Linked DNA regions of Homo sapiens: regions 2 and 3 are each linked to region 1. Evidence: chromatin contacts called from ENCODE Hi-C or POLR2A ChIA-PET data. All regions are on one chromosome and are shown on one strand. The core of a region is the stretch at or near the end of the contact, and the rest is flanking DNA. Distances in the headings are between cores, read along the strand shown. Region 1 overlaps SMG6 (SMG6 nonsense mediated mRNA decay factor). Region 2 has its middle 12 kb from the start of HASPIN. Region 3 holds the start of ABR-AS1 (ABR antisense RNA 1).

Region 1 (4,211 bases), core at 737-3,236:
CTGCTTTATTTTATGTATTAGCAAAGGTTGACTCACTCTAAAGTCATGCCTTCCATCATTCTGGGAAGCTTTCTGAGCCAAGCCCAGCTTGGCTTAGGAATAAGTTATGCTTTGTGTTGTAATCATTGGCACTAAGTCCTATTCTTGACTTTCACACACACAGTAGGACTGCAGCTCCTGATGCGTATGGGAAAGAGGAATTGTGATAATACTCGCTATGGATTTACATTTTTCTGGGATTTTTTTTCTTGATAAAGATGCTAAAACCTTATTCTTGCTATTGAGATTTTGAGTTTACTTGTGCCACAAATCTCTGAGATGCTAGGTCCTAATTTGTCAAGCAAACTATGTTAACACATTTGACATTCTCTTCTGAGGAATGTCTTTGGCAGGTTTTCCTTTAGACTTCTGGACAGATCTATAAAACTCTATGGCTTTTGAAATACTTGCAAGTGACATATGTCAAAAGGTTGAATAAGGCACTAATAGTGCCCTTCGTGCTCCTAGGAAGCTGTCACTTGTGGTCACTGCAGACCAGGAGTGAGATCTTATGGGTTGCATTCCTAAATTTCTTTTTGTTTGCATGAACAGATTTTTTAATCTCTTTCCTTGTCTTTACATCCGTACACTGGGGATATAGCATACACCATCAACACATCTGCACAGCTTTGTCCACCGAGGGGTAGCAGAAAGTTGTTTATTATAGCACCAGTCATCTGCATGTCTACCACCTCAGAGTTAGAATAATGGTGGGGATTAGGACATATGGGGCAAAGGGTATTTATTGGCTGTGAAACAAAGGCTTTTTGTGGACTAGTAGAAAAAGTTGTGGCAATTTAAAAAATTATTGCAGAGTTAAAAGAAATCTTCCAAAAATATATATACACAGAAAAGTGCACATAACAGAGCCATACAGGTGATAAATTGTGACAATGTAAGCATACTTGTATAACCAGCAGTTTATTTACTTGTATCGCTGTCATTCTTCTCTTCCCTTTTTTTTTTTTTGAGACGGAGTCTCGCTCTGTCACCCAGGCTAGAATGCAGTGGTGCGATCTTGGCTCACTGCAAGCTCCGCCTCCCGGGTTCAAGTGATTCTCCTGCCTCAGCCTCCTGAGTAGCTGGGACTACAGGTGCTCGCCACCACACCTGGCTAATTTTTTTTTTTTTTGTATTTTTAGTAGAGAAAGGGTTTCACTGTGTTAGCCAGGATGGTCTCGATCTCCTGACCTCGTGATCTGCCCTCCTGGGCCTCCCAAAGTGCTGGGATTACAGGCGTGAGCCACCGCGCCCGACTTTTTTTTCTTTTTTCTTAAATATATTTTTGAGATAGAGTCTTGCCCTGTTGCCCAGGCTGGAGTGGAATGGCATGATCTCGTCTCACTGCAACCTCCGCCTCCCGGGTTCAAGTGATTCTTCTGCCTCAGCCTCTCAAGTAGCTGGGATTACAGGCACCCGCCATCACACCCAGCTAATTTTTGTATTTTCAGTAGAGACAGGGTTTTGCCATTTTTGGCCAGGCTGGTCTCAAACTCCTGACCTCAGGTGATCCACCCACCTCGGCCTCCCAAAGTGCTGGGATTACAGGCATGAGCCACTGCGCCCGGCCTCTTCCCTTTTAACTCTAAACTCAAATTTTTTTCTATACGTTTAATGATAGCAGTGACAGAGCATTTTAAATAAATTAGGAAGAAGTTAATGCCCATGTTTTCCTTGCTTTGTGGATCCTTGTTAAGATTGATTTTCATTGTTCAGAGACAGAGGACGAAGAGAGAATTTGGAAGATAAAGAATTGGATCAAAGATAAAAGATTTGAGGTGTTTGCTTTGACTTTTGAACTACAGAGTTTGGGTCTGGGAACCAGCACAGAAAAGATTTGATTGACCAAAAAAACTAGCTGGAAGCAGGCCTTGCCTCCAGTCACAGTGAAACTGAGTCTCTCACCAACAGTGCTGTGGTTTACAGCCTTCATCTTGAAGCATCTGGCTGTGGGGGGGGAAAGTGACATCATGGCCTGCCTTCTCCTGGACATGCTTGGTTCAGCTCAGATGTGGAATCCCAGAAGATCTGCAATGCGTGTTTCTAGCCTTGTTTTTAGTGTCAAGGCGAATGCCAGGCTGTAGCAGGCCATGTTGTTGTCTTTGTGTAATCCATTTGTATTCTAACAGTTTTCTTCTTTTTCTGCTGCTAGCTGCCAGGGAGGTAGAGTTGCCTCTGTTGATAAAGAGCAGATACAGAAGTTCACATCCAAACCTGAATGACCATTTTTAACTTGAAACACTTTTCCTGGGAGTTGATGCGCCAGAATCCTTCCCTTATTTGGTGCCTTGCTTAAATCTGAAGCTCGCACAAGGTAGCCAAAGCTCCCTGTGTGCTGGTTATTTGCTTTATGGCAAATAACCACAGCAGAGTGGTTTGTGAAACCGTCTTTGTGACCACATCTATCTTAAACTGAAGCTTCGTTCTCCTTTGGGTTCTTAGATTAGTTCGTGCTCCTCCCTTTCCTGAGAGATTCAGGGGTTTTCCTGTATGGCGTTAGGTAGGTAGAGAGGTTATATTTTCAAATATTTTTCTGGACTGTGCACAGTCCCTTTATTAGTGTGCGAATGCACACATATTCCTTGAACTTTTTTTTTTTTTTTTTTTTTGGAGACAGGGTCTCGTTTTGTCACCCAGGCTGGAGTGCAGTGGCACGATCTCGGCTCACTGCAGCCTCAACCTCCTGGGCTCAGGTGATCCTCCCACCTCAGCCTCCCAACTGGGACTACAGGCGTGTGCCACCATAGCTGGCTAATTTTGTTTATTTTTTGTAGAGATGAGGTCTCACTGTGTTGCCCAGGCTGGTCAAACTCCTGGGCCCAAGTGATCCTCTTACAGGCATGAGCTACTGTGCCCGTCCTTGAAGGACTCTTTCCTTATTCATCAGGCTCCTGTTGCTTTATCACCATGAATAAACTTGTTCAGTTTTACAATTTTATCTTTTATCTCTTCTTACTGATACTATTTGAGGGTGCATGTTGTTACATGCTTCTGCCAACTTGCATGGTATTGTCTGGACTGGAAGTATTTACTTACCTTAATCTCCAAGACTTCTCTGTTGGTTTGGCCTGGTGGTCTCTCGGTGAAAGAAAGCTGAAACCATTGGTGGGTTTTGTTTGGGGCTTTTGCTTTTGGTCTTTATAGAAACATTCTCCGTGTCTGTCTCGGTTCTGCTGAAAAAGTTGCCTTTTGTTTGTGTGTTTTTGAGATAGAGTCTCGCTTTGTCGCCCAGGCTGGAGTGCAGTGGTGTGATCTCTGCTCACTGCAACTTCCGCTTCCTGGGTTGAAGCAATTCTCCTACCTCAGCCTCCCAACTAGCTGGGATTACAGGTACATGCCACCACACCGTGCTCATTTTTGTATTTTTAGTAGAAATGGGGTTTCACCATGTTGGCCAGGCTGGTCTTGAACTCCTGACCTCGGCCCCCCAACATGCTGGAATTGCAGGTGTGAGCCATCGCGCCAGTTCCTTTTTTTTTTTTTTGAGCTGGCGTCTTGCTCTGTCACTGAGGCTGGGAGTGCAGTGGCGTGATCACAGCTCACTTCACCCTTCACCTCCTGGGCTCAAGCAATCCTCCCAACTCAGCCCATAGAGTAGCTGGGACTACAGGCTGCACCACCACGCCCAGCTAATTATTTTTTCGTAGAAACAAGGTCTCTCTATGTTGCCCAGGCTGGTCTTGAATTCCTAGGTTCAAATGAGGTTGCCTTTTTTTTTTTTTTTTTGAGACAGAGTCTTACTCTGTCGCCTAGCCTGGAGTGCAGTGGTGCAGTCTTGGCTCACTGCAACCTCCATTTCCCAGTTCAAATGATTCTCCTGCCTCAGTCTCCCCAGTAGCTGGGATTACAGGCATGTGCCATAACACCCAGCTAATTTTTTTGTGATTTTAGTAGAGATGGTCCTTCACCGTGTTGGCCAGGTTGGTCTCGAACTCCTGACCTCCGTTGATCTGCCTGCGTCAGCCTCCCAAAGTGCTGGGATTACAGGCGTGAGTCACTGCACCCAGCCAAGGTCGCCTTTTTTAAAAGGCGAGAAATAAAGAGCTCAGGCTCTAGGCAAGTCAATTAACCTCTTTGCTGTTTTCTGTAAGGAAATAATAGTAGTACTTATCCTCACAGAATTGTTGTAATGTTAACAGACGCAAAGTGCTTAGAGTAGTGTGCTACACATA
Region 2 (4,211 bases), core at 1,258-3,757, 1.5 Mb before region 1:
ATGCGCCACCACGCCCAGCTAATTTTGTATTTTTAGTAGAGATGGGGTTTCTCCATGTTGGTCAGGCTGGTCTCAAACTCCTGACTTCAGGTGATCCACCTGCCTCAGCCTCCCAAAGTGCTGGGATTACAGGCATGAGCCACCGCGCCTGGCAATGCTGAGATTTTTAAAAACACTCTGCAGCAAGGTTTTATAATTTTCTTCAAAGGGGTCTTAATTTATAAAGACTTACTTCCAGCTGCATTTTTATTTGTTTATTTATTTTGGGGGGGTCTCACTGTGTTGCCCAGGCTGGAGGGCAGTGATGCAGTCATAGGTTGCTGCAGCCTTGAACTTTTGGGTTCAAGCCGTCCTCTGCCTCAGCCTCCTGCGTAGCTGGGACTACAGGTGCAAGCCACTATGCCCGGCTCATTTTTTAATTTTTCTTTTGTAGAGATGGGATCTAGCTATGTTGACCAAGCTGATTTCAAACTCCTGGCTTCAAGTGATCCTCCTGCCTTAGCCTCTGAAAGTGTTGGGGCGTGAGCCACTGCGCCTGACCTGTTATTATGCTTTTGTTGCTACTGTGTGAAAATACCGTTTTTTCCCCCGACTGTTTAGAGTTTGCACTTAGAACAGTTGGTGGTTTTGAATGTTTATCTTATCTGGCCATTTTACTGAACTGTGGTTTTGTTTTTTTGGAGACGGAGTCTCACTCTGTCGCCCACGCTGGAGTGCAGTGGTGTGATCTCTGCTCACTGCAACCTCCGCCTCCCGGGTTCCAGCAATTCTCCTGCCTCACCCTCCCGAGTAGCTGGGACTACAGGGACCCACCACCATGCCCAGCTAATTTTTGCACTTTTAGTAGAGATGGGGTTTCACCATGTTAGGCTGGTCTCGAACTCCTGACCTCAGGTGATCCACCCGCCTCAGGCTCACAAAGTGCTGGGATTACAGGCATGAGCCAAATCCGGGCCCGGCCAAACTGTTTTTAAATCACTCTTTAGTTGATTCTTTGGGATTTTTCTAAGGAGACAATTTTATTTGCAAATAATGGCAATTTGGAGTCTTTCTGATATTTCTACTTTTGGCTACCCTTACTTCTTTGACTAGGACGTGGAGAGCTCTGAGAAGTAAACCGTGTACCTGGTTGTAATGGGAGGGCTTTTCTGGCCCTCCTCTGCCTGCCTCACACCTGCCTGTTATCCCAGCCCCGGCTGCTCTGCCTTTGGGTAGTTTCTAGGGCTTGGTTGGAGCAGCCCATTCACCTCTCATGGAGCCCCGTACCTTGCCAGTGTTACATCACTAGGCTGTTGGGCACCATCTGCTTCCCTGTTGATCTGATTCCATCATCTTCATTTCGTTCAGAAATCCGTCTGTGCTATCGGTCACTTGATGATATTGTTCTCTGTTTTCCAATGCTGCCACAGGCTTTTCCCCTTCCTTGTAACTCTTGGGTTGTTTCAGTGGAATTTGCCTTTGAGGGAAAACACACAGGTAAGTTTGCTTACTTATTTTCCTGTTGTGCTCAGGAGTTGTGTCCAAGTTTTCATATTATATAAAAGCCCCTGCTTTTTATACTTTTTAAAATTGCAAATAAGACCCCACTTCCATCGTCACTGGGAAGCCTGTTTGTTATTGACTTACTGAGTCGTGCTGATCCAATTGGCGTTAGAGCAAGGCAGCTGTAATCGGGGGAACTACATCAGGAACTACTTAATGAGGAGGAAGACACTTTTAAGTGCGACATGGTTAGATTTTACAAATTCATATGCTATGGCTTGGGCCAAGGTCTGTGGCATACACCTGTAGTCCCAGCTACTCAGGAGGCTGAGGCATGAGAATCGCTTGAACCCAGAAGGCAGAGTTTGCAGTGAGACGAGATCGTGCCACTGCACTCCAGCCTGGGCAACAGAGCGAGACCCTGTCTCAAAAAAATAAATAAATAAATAAATAATGAGGCCGGGCGCAGTGGCTCACGCCTGTAATCCCAGCACTTCGGGAGGCGCCGACGTGGGCAGATCACCTGAGGTCGGGAGCTTGAGAGCAGCCTGACCAACATGGAGAAACCCCATCTTCATTAAAAATACAAAATTAGCTGGGCGTGGTGGTGGGTGCCTGTAATCCCAGCTACTCTGGAGGCTGAGGCAGGAGAATCGCTTGAACCCGGGAGGCAGAGCTTGCAGTGAGCCAAGATCGCGCCACTGCACTCCAGCCTGGGTGACAGAGCGAGACTCCGTCTCAAAAAAAAAAAAAAAAAAAAAAAAAAAAAAGAATGAGTGCTGGGCTCAGCCCTGTGGAGTAACCTTTTCTCGTAATTGAATGAGGTCTAAATAACGTGGCCAATTTAGGTTTTCACACCTGCTTGGTTTCATTGGTTTCATCCCTCCAAAGTTCAGATGGTATCATGAGAGAAACAGGTTATTCGAATCTGCACTCACTATCCTGTACCAGGGCAAAGGAGAACAGAAAGCACATGGGGTACTTTCCCAGCCGGTCTTTCTTCTACAAGCTGCCTTTTAGGTGCTAGGCCTTTCTCATTTCCTTTTCACCCTCTGCCTGGGACAGGAAATGGTAGAGCTTGCATAGATCCAAGAACAGTGAGTCATGCCATAGGGCCACTCTGCTACCCAGAAAAGGACTGAGCTGGGACCCGCTGAACTTTGGATGCAGTTATTGGAGGGAACAGCAGTTTTTTTTGTTTTGTTTTGTTTTTTTGAGACAGGGTCTCGCTCTCGTTCATGCTGGAGTGCAGTGGTGCGATCTCGGCTCATTGCAACCTCCGCCTTCTGGGTTCAATCGATTCTCATGCCTCAGCTTCCTAATTAGCTGGGACTGCAGGTGCATGCCGCCACGCCCAACTAACTTTTGTATTTTTAGTAGAGATGGGGTTTCACCATGTCGGCCAGGCTGGTCTTGAACTCCCGACTTCAAGTGATCCGCTCACCTCGGCTTCCCAAAGTGCTGGGATTCCAGGCGTGAGTTGCCACGCCCGGCCTCCTGCTGTCTTAAATAATCTGCACTACTGCATTATTCTGTGCACATCTCTAATACATTTACAAGGAGGGGTTTTTGGTTAAGATTTTCTGGGTCTTCTAGTCATAATTATATTATAATGGCACCAGAATTTTACCATTACTTGAACTAGGAACAGATTCAGTATATGGAATCAAGGGAAACTTTCATTTTATTAATTTATTTATTTATTTATTTATTTGAGATAGAGTCTTGCTCTTTCTCCCAGGCTGGAGTGCAGTAGCATGATCTCGGCTCACTGCAACCTCCGCCTCCCAGGTTCAATCGATTCTCATGCCTCAGCTTCCTGAGTAGCTGGGACTGCAGGTGCATGCCACCACACCAAACTAATTTTTGTATTTTTAGTAGAGACTGGGTTTCACCATGTTGACCAGGCTGGTCTTGAACTCCCGACTTCAAGTGATCCGCTCACCTCGGCTTCCCAAAGTGCTGGGATTCCAGGCGTGAGCCGCCACGCCCGGCCTCCTGCAGTCTTAAATAATCTGCACTACTGCATTATTCTGTGCACATCTCTAATACATTTACAAGGAGGGGTATTTGGTTAAGATTTTCTGGGTCTTCTAGTCATAATTATATTATAATGGCACCAGAATTTTACCATTACTTGAACTAGGAACAGATTCAGTATATGGAATCAAGGGAAACTTTCATTTTATTAATTTTTGTTTGTTTTGTTTTGTTTTTCTTTGTTTGTTTTTTGAGACAGAGTCTCGCTCTTTCGCCCAGGCTGGGGTGCAGTAGCATGATCTCGGCTTACTGCAAACTCCGCCTCCTGGGTTCAAGCGATTCTCCTGCCTCAGCCCCCCGAGTAGCTGGAACTACAGGCACCCGCCACCATGCCCAGCTAATTTTTGCATTTTTAGTAGAGACGGGGTTTCACCATGTTAGGCTGGTCTCGAACTCCTGACCTCGTGATCCACCCACCTCAGCCTCCCAAAGTGCTGGGATTACAGGCTTGAGCCTCCACTGCACCTGGCTATTAAAATTTTTTAACTTTTACTTTTGGAGACTGGGGTCTCACCTTGTTACCCAGGCTGGACTTGAACTCCTGAGCTCAAGTGATCTGCAGTAGCTGGGACTAAGGGCATGTGCCACTGTGCCTGGCTTAGGGAAACTTAATCACTTCAGGAAGCATCGTCGTCCTAATAGCAGAGTTCAGGAGGATGCACCTAAATTGACAATTCCCAACTTCGGTT
Region 3 (4,211 bases), core at 716-3,215, 1.1 Mb after region 1:
GTCCTGGCCAAGAACCAAGGCTTCTACCTTGATTGGTAGAAGCAAGAGTTGGTCGTTGGAGAGGCCGTGAGTAGCACGTGCTTGGGAATTAGGAGCAGGGCAAATAGCCTTGAAAATGGGATGTACCTTCTTCCCACTCAGCCCCTCGTCATTAACCCAGTGCTCCTGGCGGTGCACCCAACCATGAAATCCCCTTTAAGTCCAGTGATGAGGCAGGAGCAGGCAGGTCACCCTGGGGTTGGAGAGCCGCAGACAGTCTGAGTGCACAGGCTGGAGGGAGGGCTGGGAGGGTGGAGAGCACTGGCCCCAGGGACTGTCTGGGGAATGCTTAGAAGGGGCCTGGAGGAGGCAGCGTGATAGATGGGGGTTCAGTGCCTTGGGGAGCACTGGCTGGTCCCCACCCGGTCCACATTTAGCTGAATCAGGAAGGTCTGTCTGCCACAGCTCCCCGCTCCTCTGACAGATTGGGGTTGATCGCTGGGGTTAGAGCACTTCAGGGTAGCATCACCTTTGGCAAAGCCCGGAGGAGAAGGACTCTTTAACTCCTTCCTTCCCAGCGCGTGACGTTGGATCTCCCCAACTCCTCAGTGCCAGGGATGCGGAGGTTTCTGTTCCCACCCAAATCACTGTGGTGCTCAAAGGCTCACACACTTGTCTCTGTGGCCAAGGTTAGCATCTGGCCGTGGTGTTAACATCTACTGGAAGCCATCCAACAAAGGCATCAAGGGAATCTCGAAGTGACTGCCCTTTCCTGAGACACGTTGTCTGAGACAGACGTCTGGAGATGGAAGAGGGTTGACAGGGTTTCCCAGAGGGTGGTCTCTAACCCCATGGACCCGCAGAGATTTCTCAGGACCTTCAGCACCCGGTGATCACCAGTTAGCTGGCCGTGGAGGCAGTATGCGTGGTGTTTAAGAGCATGAACAGGCCGGGCGCGGTGGCTCACGCCTGTAATCCCAGCACTTTGGGAGGCCGAGGCGGGCGGATCACGAGGTCAGGAGATCAAGATCATCCTGGCTAACAAGGTGAAACCCCGTCTCTACTAAAAATACAAAAATTAGCCAGGCGTGGTGGCACGTGCCTGTAGTCCCAGCTACTCGGGAGGCTGAGGCAAGAGAATGGCGTGAACCCGGGAGGCGGAGCTTGCAGTGAGCCGAGATTGTGCCACTGCACTCCAGCCTGGGCGACAGAGCGAGACTCTGTCTCAAAAACAAACAAACAAACAAACAGAAAAAGAGCATGAACAGAGTGCCAGGGTTCAAGTCCCAGCCCTCACTTACCCTCTGAGTGGGTTACTCAGCTGCTCAGGGCCTCGGTTTTCTGACCTGGAAAATGGAGAAAACAGAGATAACAGTGACATTCACGGTGAGATCACGCTAGTGAACGAAACGCTAAGCCGGGCACACAGTCGGTGTTCTGTGTTCGTTATCAGAAGTTTCCTCTGTAGAGCCCTCAAGATTTGTCTCTCCCTCTACCCTCTATCGTGTTGTGGAGTGGAGGGTCCGAGAGTGCCAGGATTGGACAGAATGTAGACAGAAAAAAGCAAACTATGGCAACGCGAAGGAAAGCAACTGCCACATTTTAGCTTGGAGGATGCTGAAAATAGCTTGTTCAAGCCTTTGTAGATAAAAATGTAAAATGTACGCAAATGTATGTGACTCACGCAGAAGCATACATCCATAGCTCCCTCACAGTCAGCGCCGGATGTGGCCATCAGGAAAACCCCACAGTGTGGGGAGAGGGCCCGAGCGTTCTTGCTTGTTGTTGTTTTGAGGAGGGGACGGTGCTGCTGCCTCCTGGGCTGGTGGCTCCTGGTGGCGGCAGCTCACGCCCGTTTCCACCTTTCCCCTGGGCTGTCTTCCGAGAGTTCCAGGTGGGAAGAAGAGATGCCCTTGGCCCCTCATGGCTCCTCCGGCCTCGCGGTCCTCCGAGAGCCTGCTCGTTCCCTTCCCATGCCGAAGCTCTATTTCTGGAGCGTCTCATTGGAGATGCACGCCCCCTCCCTGCCAAGCTCCAGGTGCCTGCTTGGCCCTCCCAATCCTGTGTGCTAGTCAGGGACGGTGGGAGGGTGACAGCTGCAGGGAGGGGCGGCAAGAGACAGCGCTGGTGCCTGAGCCAGGAGGATTGGGGCGGAGGGAGCCCTGGGGACGCAGGGACGGGCTAATAATATTGAAAACCACTTCTGCTGCAGCCACCTGTAGAGGCTTCCCCACCCAGAGCATCATCCTGTGCGTCTCCCAGGGGCTCCCCAGCCTGTGATGAGTGGGTGACCCCCATCTCCCCTGGGGCAGCTGCAGAGGCCTCTGCCCAAGCAGCTTATGGGGCTTCCTCTCAGCATCCTGGGGGAGGAGCTGCTTCTCCCCTTAAGAACTAGATGTGTGTGTGTCTGTTTGGAGTGATGAGGACCGACCCCCACACCCCTCCAGCGTTCTGCGGGTGCCGACCACACTGCCCCCGGCAAAGGCCAGGCTGACTTAACCTTCCTGGTAGGCCTCTGTAGGGCTGGGCTCCCAGAAGTTTTCCCCTTAAGCTGCCTGGGGATGGGGTGGGGTGGAGACAGCTCCGGTATCTGAAATGTCACTATCTGGGGTACCGGGCCCCCTGGGTGGGCCCCACTGCTTCCCTTTCCCTGGGTTCAGGAAGGGGCTTCAGCCCCACTGCCCTGGACCCCCCTGGCCTGACTCCCCTCCTGTCCTTCCCTGCTCCAGGGTCGCTTGGCCCAAAGAGGTCTGTGGGGAAGCTGCCATGGCTCCCACAGAATCAGCCCACAGGAGACAGGCATGGGGCCCCCAATCTCTTCACTGCCCTTGGGCGAGGGGGTCTTCCTTAGAGGGAATTTCGTCTCTAAACGGTCATTTCTCAGGCCTCTTGACCCGACTTCCCACCATTTCTAGGTGATGATGCAAACACGATGGGCTTTCCAGGCCGCGGCTCGGGGTCCCCAGGAGGGGTCCTGGAGGGGAACGCGTGGAGCCCTTGGGGCTTCTCCTGGCTCCAGTTTGTCCTCCGCCCAGGAGGGGCACATGTGGGACTGTCCTGGCCCCACAGCCCCCGTGACTTCGGTCCTCCCGGGTCTCCACCCGCCCCCCTCCATGTGTGGCGGGAACGGCCGCGCTCAGAGGTCAGGGGTGTGGAAAGGGACGAGCGGGGGAAGGTTCGGGAGGAGAGAGGCGCGTCCCGCGGCGCGCAGGACGTTCACCCCGTGGGTCCCGCAGCGGGTCTGGCTGGGGAGGGGCCCGGCCGCCGCTCCCGCCCGCGAAGCCGCGCTTGGAGATCCCGGGCGGGAGGTGATGTCACCCCTGTGGGCTCCCGGGCCCCCCACGGCACCTGGTTTGCGGATCGCCAGGATCCTGCTGAGCCCGGCGCGGGGGGGACGAGGGGGACCTGGGTCTGCGCCGCCGCCTGGAGACCCCCCGAGACCCCCGCGGCCCCTCCTCGCCCAGCGCCGGAGCCCCGCTGCCCCCTTAGCCCGGCCGGGGGCGTCCTGCGGAGGGCGGAGCCTCGAGCCGATTGGTCCCTCCCCGCCCCGCCCCCGCACCAAAGCCCCGCCCCCGCACCAAAGCCCCGCCCCACCACGAAGCCCCACCCCCGCCCCGCCCCCCGCGAAGTTGCTCATCGGTTCCGGGATCCGCAGCTGGGCTCGGCGCGGCCGCTGGGGCCGGGAGGGTTCGGGAGGGTTTTGGGGGCTCCCGCCCCGCCCTCGCCCCTGCCCCGGCCGCCCCGCGCTCCTCCCGGGGACCTGGTTCCCGGCCTCCTCGCCCCTCCGCGCTCGCAACTTCGGCCTCCCCCGGCTCCCGCCCGCTCTCCCTCCTTTGTTGCGCGATGAGGGTCGGGTTTCGGATCTGACCGAGCCGCCGCCGCGGGATGGAGCCGCTCAGCCACCGGGGCCTGCCGCGCCTGTCCTGGATCGACACCCTCTACAGCAGTACGTGTGCCGGGCGGGGGCGGGACCCCAGGATCGGGATCGGGACCCCAGGATGGAGATCGGGACCCCAGGATCGGGATCGGGACCCCAAGATCGGGATCGGGACCCAGGCACCGGGCTGGTCCGGGGAGCGCGGGCGGGGGCGAGATCGGGGTCCGGATCGGGGTCGGGTTGGGAATCGGGATCGGGGTCGGGACCCAGGAGCCGGGCTGGTCTGGGGGGCGCGGGCGGGGGGTCCCCAGAGAGGATTCCTGCGGTCCGGGGGCGGGGACCGTGGGCGGACCGA

Evidence for each region. Hi-C counts contacts between places; a loop is a spot of excess contacts on that map. ChIA-PET counts read pairs that join two places held with the same protein, here RNA polymerase II (POLR2A). Pooled maps may share reads with other maps.
Region 2: a loop to region 1 is called in a map with no recorded cell type, with 9 times the contacts of the local background. The contact joins two enhancer-like sites. A Hi-C loop is called at or near these places in 1 of 37 single-sample maps with no recorded cell type and 3 of 50 pooled maps. POLR2A ChIA-PET finds 5 or more read pairs at or near these places in 1 of 52 experiments (MCF 10A).
Region 3: a pooled map shows a loop between it and region 1 (3-fold over the local background). The contact joins the promoter of ABR-AS1 here to the enhancer-like site in region 1. A Hi-C loop is called at or near these places in 1 of 168 maps with a recorded cell type or tissue (heart right ventricle), 2 of 37 single-sample maps with no recorded cell type and 2 of 50 pooled maps.

What each region holds. Positions count from the first base shown.
Region 1 is chr17:2,258,111-2,262,321 of GRCh38, reverse strand. The region is part of intron 8 of SMG6 (SMG6 nonsense mediated mRNA decay factor); the gene reads left to right. Among named protein-coding and RNA genes, the nearest start is that of SMG6, 44 kb to the left of the region's middle. RefSeq lists enhancers at 2,477-2,606, 2,887-3,086. Within about 2 kb of position 1,986, at least 8 of the 41 ENCODE cell types and tissues checked have a DNase peak (open chromatin) inside an H3K27ac peak, as active enhancers do.
Region 2 is chr17:3,709,412-3,713,622 of GRCh38, reverse strand. It overlaps a transcript of P2RX5 not described here. Among named protein-coding and RNA genes, the nearest start is that of HASPIN, 12 kb to the left of the region's middle. RefSeq lists a silencer at 2,601-2,801. Within about 2 kb of position 2,507, at least 10 of the 41 ENCODE cell types and tissues checked have a DNase peak (open chromatin) inside an H3K27ac peak, as active enhancers do.
Region 3 is chr17:1,179,381-1,183,591 of GRCh38, reverse strand. ABR-AS1 (ABR antisense RNA 1) reads right to left here and starts at 1,965. Exons shown (of 3, transcript NR_187271.1): 1 at 1,664-1,965; 2 at 1,281-1,325. ABR (ABR activator of RhoGEF and GTPase) reads left to right here and starts at 3,611. Exons shown (of 23, transcript NM_021962.5): 1 at 3,611-3,925. The coding sequence starts at 3,865. RefSeq lists an enhancer at 2,804-3,570.